Linked DNA regions of Homo sapiens: region 1 is linked to region 2. Evidence: chromatin contacts called from ENCODE Hi-C or POLR2A ChIA-PET data. All regions are on one chromosome and are shown on one strand. Each heading gives the region's core, a stretch centred on a gene start or an enhancer-like site at or near the end of the contact. The rest is flanking DNA. Distances are from core to core; before and after follow the strand shown. Region 1 has its middle 6.5 kb from the start of FCGBP. Region 2 has its middle 14 kb from the start of LEUTX.

Evidence for each region. A loop is a pair of places that touch in the nucleus more often than their neighbours do. ChIA-PET counts read pairs that join two places held with the same protein, here RNA polymerase II (POLR2A). Pooled maps may share reads with other maps.
Region 1: a pooled map shows a loop between it and region 2 (2.6-fold over the local background). The contact joins two enhancer-like sites. A Hi-C loop is called at or near these places in 2 of 168 maps with a recorded cell type or tissue (G401 and Panc1) and 2 of 50 pooled maps. POLR2A ChIA-PET finds 5 or more read pairs at or near these places in 2 of 52 experiments (PC-9 and activated naive CD4-positive, alpha-beta T cell).

What each region holds. Positions count from the first base shown.
Region 1 is chr19:39,938,552-39,943,669 of GRCh38, forward strand. It overlaps the pseudogene PRR13P5. Among named protein-coding and RNA genes, the nearest start is that of FCGBP, 6.5 kb to the left of the region's middle. RefSeq lists enhancers at 3,118-3,197, 3,298-3,387, 4,931-5,118. Within about 2 kb of position 2,785, at least 12 of the 41 ENCODE cell types and tissues checked have a DNase peak (open chromatin) inside an H3K27ac peak, as active enhancers do.
Region 2 is chr19:39,790,007-39,794,813 of GRCh38, forward strand. No RefSeq gene overlaps it. Among named protein-coding and RNA genes, the nearest start is that of LEUTX, 14 kb to the left of the region's middle. Within about 2 kb of position 3,370, at least 2 of the 41 ENCODE cell types and tissues checked have a DNase peak (open chromatin) inside an H3K27ac peak, as active enhancers do.

The DNA.
Region 1 (5,118 bases), core at 1,535-4,034, 150 kb after region 2:
TTCATGTACTTGAATCTCTGTTGTTTGGTACATATACCTTAGGATTGCAATGTCTTGGCAGAATGATCCTTTGTTTTTAGCAATGTTTTTCGCTCTGAAGGAAAGTATTTTCGTATTAATATAGTACTTCCTTCCTTTTAAAAATTTATATTTAAAATTATATATATATTTATTTATTTATTTATCTATTTATTTTTTAGACAGAGTCTCGCTCTGTTGCCCAAGCTGGAGTGCAAGGGCATGATCTCGGCTCACTGCAGCCTCTGCCTCCCAGGTTCACGCAATTCTCCTGCTTCAGCCTCCCAAGTAGCTGGGATTACAGGCACCTGTGACCACGCCTGGCTAATTTTTGTATTTTTGGTAGATACGGGGTTTCACCATGTTGACCAGGCTGGTCTTGAACTCCTGACCTCAAGTGATCTATCTGCCTTGGCCTCCCAAAGTGCTGGGATTACAGGGGTGAGCCACTGCACCCAGCCTAAAATTTATATTTATAATAACATAAATTAATAAAATTAATATATATTTCTATTCTTTTATTTTCAACCTACCTATGTTGTTATATTTGGAGTAAAGTTTTTTGGAGACAGTATCTAGTTGGATCATTTTTTAAATCCACTCTACCAATCTCTGGCCTTTTATTTCATGTAAGGAGATAGACTATTTACATTTAAAGTAGTTATTGATATGTTTGGACTTAAGATTAACATTTTAATATTCATTTTCCATTTGTTCCATTTCTCATTCTTATTTTTTCTTGCATTCCTGTGAGTTACATGAGCATTTTTTAGCATTCCATTTTGATTCATATTATTTTCGAATACATAATTTGTAGAATTTTCTTAGCACTTGCTCTAGTACTACAATATACATATGTAACTGATTATAATCCAACTTATGAATATTTTACCACTTTGATTGAAGTGTTGAAACTTTACATCCATATAGATCCTTTTACCCTCCCACTTATACATATGCGTGTGTGTGTATACACATATAACTATTTTAAGTATTGTCTCTTCCTATAGACATCAGATAATACTATAATTTTTGCTTCAACCAACTACGATTTTTAAAAACTCATGAGAAGGGTAATCTGCTATAGTTATCACTATTTTTGTCCATTCTGCTGTTCTTCCTTCCTTTCTAAAGTTCTGAGCCTTTTCCTGTAATCATTTGGACTTTGGAGAACTTCCTTTAATCATTCTCTAAAAATAATTCTGCTGACGGCAAAGTCTTGTAGTCTTCCTTCATCTAAAAGCTTTTTATTTCTTCTTCATACCCCGTAGATAGTTTTGCTGCATATAAGATTCTCGGCTGGGCACAGTGGCTCACGCCTGTAATCCCAGCACTTTGGGGTGCTGAGGCGGGCAGATCACAAGGTCAGGAGTTCCAGACCAGCCTGGCCAACATGGTGAAACCCTGTCTCTAATAAAAGTACAAAAATTAGCCGGGCATGGTGGCGGGCGCCTGTAGTCCCAGCTACTTGGGAGGCTGAGGCAGGAGAATCACTGGGAGGTGGAGGTTGCAGTGAGCCAAAAGCACACCACTGCATTCCAGCCTGGAGGACAGAGCGAGACTGTCTCAAAAAAAAAAAAAAAAAGATTCTCAGCAGATAGTTATTTTCTTTCAGCACTTGAAGAGTATTGCTCCAGGCTTTCTTCTCCATGGTTTTTGATAAGAAATTTTTTGTCATTTGATCAGTGTTCCCTATAGACAATTTATAATTCCTCTCTAGCTGCTTCCAAGATAGTTTCATTGTTTGCCTTTGTTTTCATAAGTTAGTTATACTGTGTTTTGGCATGGAATCCGTCAGATTTATTCTGTTTAGCTTCTTGCATCTGTAGGTTTATGTCTTTTGCCAAATTTGGGAAGGTTTGGTCATTATTCTTCAAATATTTTTCAGCCCCACTTTCTTTTCTCCTTCTGTTAATCTGATAATACAAATGTTAGCTATTTTATAATTGTCCTGCAGGTTCTCTGAGCCCTTGTTAGTCATTTTCTGTTTCTCTTTTTTAAAGTTGATTGTCTCTCTGTTTTTTGGATTGGGTAATTTTTATTGTTCTATCTTCAAGTTCACTTCTTATTTCCTTTGTCATAGTTGCTCTGCTCTTGAGCCTTTCCAGTGAGTTTTTATTTTAGTTATTGTATTTTTCAGTTTTATCATTTTCATTTGATTCTTTAAGAACATACTTTCCATTTCTTTGGTGAGATTTTCTTTTCTTTCCCATCTTTGCAAGGAATTTCTACTTGCTTGGTGAAACATTTTTATGATGGCTACTTTAGATCTTTGTCAGATAATTCTAAAATCTTTCATCTCAGTGTTAGATTGTTGATTGGCTTTTCTCATTCAAGTTGTGATTTTTCTGGTTGTTCATATTATGTATGATTTTTAAATTATATCCTGGACATTTCTGGTATTATGAGAGGAGACCCTGGATCCTATTTAACTCTTCCATTTTAGCAGTCACTGTTTTTAGGTTAGCATGCAGGTCCTGGCCTACTTTTGTGTGCTATGATTCCAATGACAATTTAGTTTTCAGAGCCCTTGCATTATTATTCCGGTCTATTTCATTTGCCTGGTGCTGGTTGAGCTCATACCCAATTCCTGTTAGTACCACCAATGGAGGTTAAAAGCATTTTCTTGGGGCCTGCTTGGTGCTGCTACGTTAGGAGTAGGAGACACTGGCACAAAAGGGTGGAGAGTACTTCCCTGGGCTGCGTGGTGCCAGCAGGGCTCTTCCTTCATCTCTGCCATCCACTAGGGTGGGGAAAGCACCTACCTGGGTGCTTTCTGCCGCTGGATAGGGGGCTGGGGAGATGCTGGATCTAGACCACGTCCTGTCGTTGGGTGGGAAATTGAGAGATGCTGGGCCACTGAGATGTTTCTCGAGTTCTAAGGCCCTTGTCAGTTTTCCTTCTTTTTATCTTTCAGAGTCCTCTTAAGAATGTCTGTTATGTTATTCCAGGGTTTTTAGCAGAGAGGAGCCAGGAAAAATAAATCTATGTCATCTTGACAGAGATGTTACCATCATCCTGGCTTGTTGTAGTCTCCTAAGATAGAAATCAAGTGAGATTACCAGACACAGTATTAAAGAGAAAAAAAAAAAAAAGTTTGTTTCCGTTTGTGCAGAAGGGAGGTCAGCACCGTGAAAGGAAAAGGGTAGGCTGCTCCCCACAGGGAGCAAGTCGATCTGTCTTGTAGGGGTCCAGATGCCATGATGTGCCTGTCATCATGTGTTAACAAGGGATTTCTTGGCGCCTGCACAATGGTTCAACATGGTTTTTCATACATTGCATGTAATATTGGCATTTTAAATCTCTACCTCTGAGCATGATTTTTAGCATTGAAATAAGGAAATTATCACTGTAAGTTGAAACCTAAGCTGTTCCTGTGGCTTCCTGGGGAAGTCCCTAAGCCCCTAAAGCAGGAACTTGTGGTTAATAGCTTCTTGGGCCTCTGATGCTGACTGGCTGGAGGTTAGGTATAGAACAGGAATTAAAAGAAATAAAGAATGTGTAAGCAAAACTTAGTTGTATGTAAGAAAACCCAATTCCCCCTGAGGAAGAGAAAGAGCTGGAGTCCTTTAAAATTAACTGCCTGTTTTTCTATGGCTAGTGAGCCTTATCTCTCCCTTTCCCAGGCATTGTGAAGACTCTGTTTCTCTAGCTGTGCAGCTGTAAGATCACTAGACAGATAATCTCAAGTCGTAAAACATGCTGTTCCTTGAAAAAAAAATGATATAATGCATGTCTCAATTGAATGACTGTCTTTGTTTCTCACTTCTGTGATATGCTTCCCCCTGCACAGATCTCCCCCAGCCCCACGAAATGCTTAAAAGGTAGCTTGACTCTTTGTTCAGGGCTCAGTCCTTTGGATGTTAATCTGACTGGGTCGGTGCACCTGAATAATTAAATAATTCCTCCTCAACCCCACGGTCTCTCTGATTCCTTAATTATCCTGCTGCAGACAAGCTACAGCTTGAGTAAGGGGCTTTTGTTCTTTTTCACTAAACCACCTCAAAATAGGAAGCCAGCCAGCTGTCTCACTCCCAGCCAAGAGATTTCATTCTCCTTATTCTTTTTTTTTTTTTTTTTTTTTTTAGACCAGGAGAAATAACTTTATTTGAATAGGACCCGAGACAGCATATTGGGCTAAGGAGGAGAGGTAAGGTTCCAAAACCGCAGTCAAAGCTCATCAACCAAATGGACTCTACTTCCCAGCAACCTTGCAGTTAGTGCAACCAACAAAAGGCCTGCTGGGGAATGTATTTGCCACTAAATCCCCCAAGTATGCCAACATTACAAAAAAGATAGAGGTTTTTCATCATAATTGAATTTCCACAAACCTCCCCAATCACAAGTATTATAAGTGGAAGTAAAAAATCACATTTTACAGATCTCAAACTTGTCTTCAACATTTAGTTCATCATCTTCAAAAAATAGCTCCCCTGCCTAATTCATTAGCTATATGATCTCTCCAAGCAGCAACAAGATGGCCAGGCCATGGCAATCCTCTTCCTATTTCCCCTAGCCACTCAGGGCTCAACAGCAGGGTGAGGCTCAGGTGGAGGTAGGGGGTGGGGAGCACAAGGGCTACATTCCCCCAGTACAACGTGGCATCTGAAGCTTGATGGGAGAGCAGAACTGGTGGGACTTGAGGGAAGGGTCCAGGGCCTGTATTCAGTCAGAATCACTGCTGGAAGAGGAGGAGGAAGAGGAGGAATGCTTGTCATGCTTGTGGTACTTGTGGTGCTTTTGGTGCTTGTGCATCTTTTTATGAGCTTTCTTCATTTTCTTCTGCATCTTCTTGTCCACTATCACTGCTGGTCCAACCATGCCAGGAGCCAAGGGATTCACAGGAGGGATTCCAGGGGCAGGCGGTGGGTATGGAGGAGGGTAGGGACCCAACGGTTGGCATCCTGGATACCCTGGCTGTGGCACAGGATGAGGGGGCCCACCTGGGGGGAAAGCTGGATTGCCATGGGGAGCTCCTGGGGGAGGAGGACAGGGGCCTGGGGGAAAGGGTGGATTAATAGGTGGTGGGTGGGCAGGATTGGAACCTCCAGGGCACCCAATATTGGGGGGATATGGATTTGGCCCTGGCTGCCCGGCATT
Region 2 (4,807 bases), core at 2,120-4,619:
TACTAAAAATACAAAAAAAAATTAGCTGGGCATGGTGGCGGGCGCCTGTAATCCTAGCTACCCAGGAGGCTAAAGCAAGAGAATCACTTGAACCCGGAAGGCAGAGGTTGCAGTGAGCCAAGATCGCACCATTGCACTCCAGCCTGGGCGACAAGAGGGAAACTCCGTCTCAATAAATAAATAAATAAATAAATAATAAATAATTTAAAAAAATTGAAAAAATAAATACATTTTTTAAAGTGGACCTCATAGAAGTAGAGAGTAGAATGGCGGTTAAAGGAATCTGGGGTCATTGGGGGTAAAGGGGAGTTGGGAAGACACTGGTCAAAGGATGCATAATTACATTTAGATAGAAGGAATAAGTTCAAGAGATCTATTGGACAGCATGATGACTATAATTAATGGTGATATATTGCATTCTTGAAAAATGCTAAGAGAGTAGATGTTAGGTGTTCTCACCACAAAAAAATAGATGATAACTATGTGAGGTAACACATTTCTTTAAATTAGCTGATTTGGCCAGGTGCAGTGGCTCACAACTGTAATCCCACCACTTTGGGAGGCTGAGGCAGGAGGATCACCTGAGGTGGAGAGTTCGAAGACCAGCCTGACCAACATGGAGAAACCCTATCTCTACTAAAAATACAAAATTAGCCAGGCATGGTGTCACATGCCTGTAATCCCAGCTAGTCAGGAGGTTGAGGCAGGAGAATCACTTGAACCCTGGAGGCGGAGGTTGCAGTGAGCCGAGATTGCGCCATTGCACTCCAGCTGGGGCAACAAGAGTGAAACTCCATCTCAAAAAATAAATAAATAAATAAATAAGCTAGATTTAACCATTCCACAATGTATACATATTTCAAAACATTATATTGTACAAGATAAAGTCATACAATTTTAAAAAACAAATAAATTTAGAACAAAATGATAGGGAAAGGTATTAGGGGCTGAGTGGTATATGGGAACTGCGTACTACCTGCTCAATTTTCTGTAAGCCTCAAACTGCTTCAAAAAATAATGTCTATTGCCAGGCGCAGTGGCTTACGCCTGTAATCCCAGCACTTTGGGAGGCTGAGGTGGTTTGGTCACCTGAGGTCAGAAGTTCAAACCAGCCTGACCAACATGGTGAAACCCCATCTCTACTAAAAATACAAAATTAGCCGGGCATGGTGGTGCATGTCTGTAATCCCAGCTACTTGGGAGGCTGAGGCAGGAGAATCGCTTGATGCTAGGAGGCAGAGGTTGCAGTGAGCCAAGATCGCACCATTGCACTCCAGCCTGGACAACAAGAGTGAAACTCCATCTCAAAAAAAATTATAATAATAATGTCTTAATTTTAAAAAAAAAATGTCTAGCTCGGCCGGGCGCCGTGGCTCATGTCTGTAATCCCAGCACTTTGGGAGGCAGAGATGGGCAGATCATGAGGTCAGGAGTTCGAGACCAGCCTGACCAATATGATGAAACCCTGTCTCTACTTAAAAAAAAAAAAAATTAGCCAGGTGTGGTGGCATGCGCCTGTAGTCCCAGCTACTCAGGAGGCTGAGACAGAAGAATCGCTTTAACCTGGGAGGCAGAGGTTGCAGTGAGCCAAGATCGTGCCACCGCACTACAGCCTGGGTGGCAGAGCGAGACTCTGTCTCAAAAAAAAAAAAAAAATGTCTAGCTTGATCTTAAAGGAATGAATGATTCCCTAAGAGAACTTAGTGAGGGCTGGAGCCCTTGAGTTCCACCAGCCAATCCCAGGAGTTAGCTGTAAAAGTCACTACTCACCTTTGCAAAATTCAACTTGATCAGGTACCTCTCCTTTAGTTTCAGGAAGAAGAAGCAAGAACCTTTAAATAATTAATAAGTAAGTGACTGATGTGAAGAAACGCTGAGGCTCTAAAGCTGGATGGAACAGAGACTGGACTATTCTCTGACCATCTAAGTCTATGCAGCTATAAACAAGAAGGTAAAGCTGCAGGGGCTGACCTGGAGGCCTCAAGATGTATCGATAAACCAGGATGGTAGCAGCTGCGGAACTGTGAGGTGCAGCGGTCCCCAATGTTTTTGGCACCAGGAACTGGTTTCGTGGAAGAAAATTTTTCCACAGACGGCAGCGGTGGGGTGGGTGGGTTGGGGTGGGGGATTGTTTGGGGAAAATTCAAGCATAATACATTTATTGTGCACTTTATTTCTATTATTATTACATTATAATATATCATCAAATAAGTATACAACTCACCATAATGTCAAATCTAATGGGAGCCCTGAACTTGTTTTCCTGCAACTAGATGGTCCCATCTGGGGGTGATGGGAGACAGTGACAGATCATCAGGCATTCGATTCTCATAAGGAGCATGCAACCTAGATCCCTCGAATGCGCAGTTCACAATAGAGTTTGCGCTCCTGTGAGAATCTAGTGCCCAAGCTGACCTGACAGGAGGCGGAGCTCAGGCTGTAATGCCAGCGATGGGGAGTGGCTGCAAATATAGATGAAGCTTTGCTGGCTGGCCCGCTGCTCACCTCCTGCTGTGGCGGTCTGGTTCCTAACAGGCCACCATGGGTACCCGTCTGTGGGGGTGGGGAGCGGGGGTGTTGGGGACCCCTGGTATAGAGTGCTCTCTTGTAACCCACCCATCCTCTGAGTGCAGATTTGCAAATACAACCACGTTCTCTAGAAGGGACCCTATGAGCTGGAGGATAAGACCACAGCCTGGAGTTTTGCTTTTGACTTTCGTAATGTTTAGGCATTTTTTATGGTGAGCATAGCTTACTTCTGAAATTTAATAAACGACTGTATTAAGCGGTGAAATAGTGAGTACACGGTTGTTTACTTTGTTATTCTGTTTGCATGAACATTTAAGAAAAATAAAACATTGAGAATTGTTGGTGGCAGGTGTGGTGGGAGCTTTTTAAAACAACAACAACAACAAAAGCTGTTCCCTACATGTAACAGGGATGTCTGTCTTCGGAGGAATTGGTGAGCTGCATCTCACCCCCCGGTGAAGCAAGGGGTCGTGGTGGTGGAACTTGACTGGGAAGTGGGAACTGATCCTGGGGAGCAATCCCAGAAGCCTGGGGCTAAGCCATGTCCTGAGAGTTTGGGAAATGAATGTATTAAGCAGCCCAGATGCCTAACTCCAGGGTCACCACCAGCCTTTGAGCTCCAGGGGGCGCTCCGCGAACATCCCATGAAAGCGCGCGGGGCGCTTGGGATGATGTTTGCAGGGGAACTGAGCCAGGCTGTGGTCCTCTGTGCCATCTCCTGCCGGTGGGCAGCACTCCTGTTGTGCACAGGGACCCCTGTTTCCTAGGTCCACAAACTGGTCGGGAAACACGAGTTGACCCGGCCGCCCCAACCTGCTTTCTAACAAGAGGTTCTGTCCAAGTTCCCCGCTCGACTTTCAATATGTCACTCAGCGCTTAAGCCTCACCCCTTATCCTTGATGTCCAATCAGGAGCGAGGGTTGGATCCCCAGGGGCCTGGGGAGGCAGAGGGTTCTTTTTTTTTTTTTTTAAACCTAAAAATTTAAATGAAGATGAAAATGGAAGATTCTTCATGGAAGTTTTAATGGCAACAATTAGTCTACGAAAAAATAGGAAGTCTGAATGGACCAATAACCAAAGAACTTACAAAGGAAGTAAAAGATCTAAGAAAGTCCTAGAAGGTTTTATGGGCAAATTCTGCTATACATTCCGACAAATCGTAATTGTACTGTCTCCTTAATTTTTCTGTAAATCTAAAACCATTCTAAAATAAAAAATTTATTTTAAAAATGTATCCAATCCCCCTCGTCCAAACCTTTGAAATGCTAAAGATTTCTTTTAAAACCCTCAATATCTCTGATTATTTTGTTAAGGTTTTTGTTTAAGACTATCTATTGAAGGCAGGGCACGGTGGCTCACACCTGTAATACCAGCACTTTGGAAGGCCAAGGCTGGAGGATCACCTGAGGTCAGGAGTTCGACACCACTCTGGCCAACATGGTGAAACCCTGTCTCTACTAAAAATACAAAAATTAGCCAGGCGTGGTGGCCCTCGCCTGTAATACCAGCTCAGCTACTCAGGAGGCTGAGGTGGGAGAATCGCTTGAACCTGGGAGGCGGAGGTTGCAGTAAGCCGAGATCGCACCACTGCACTCCAGCTTAGGCGAGAGAGGGAGACTCCTCTGTCTCAAAAAAAAAAAAAAAAAAAAGAGAGAGAGAGAGCATCTATTGAAGAGTGAGTTTTCTTACAATGCCCAAAGCAACTGTCTCCTTCTTTCCCTGGCCCTCTCCATGTCTGTATTCACATAGAGTCTACATAATGGGCAAATTGTGATTAACAACTTTGTCTCCTGCCTTTAAAAAAAAATCCTAAAATCCTATCATACTCCAGGCCGTCTCCACGTCTGCTTAATGAACTGTCTTAATTTTTATTTATTTATTTATTTATTTATTTATTTATTTATTTATTTATTGAGACAGAGTCTCGCTCTGTTGCCAGGCTGGAGTGCAGTGGCGTGATCTTGGCTCACTGCGATCTGCGCCTCCCGGGTTCAAGTGATTCTCCCACTTCAGCCTCCCGAATAGCTGGGATTACAGGCACGCGCCGCCACACCCAGCTAATTTTTGTATTTTTGGTAGAGACGGGGTTTCACCATGTTGGCAAGATGGTCTCGATTACCTGACCTCGTGATCCACCCGCCTCTGCCTCCCAAAGTGCTGGGATTAACAGGCATGGGTCACTGTGCCCGGCCGAACTGTCTTAATTTTTGAGAGTAGGTTTATTACACTGCTCGATGGACAAAAAAATTGGGCACTCTTCTAAAGCTCAGGGGAAAGG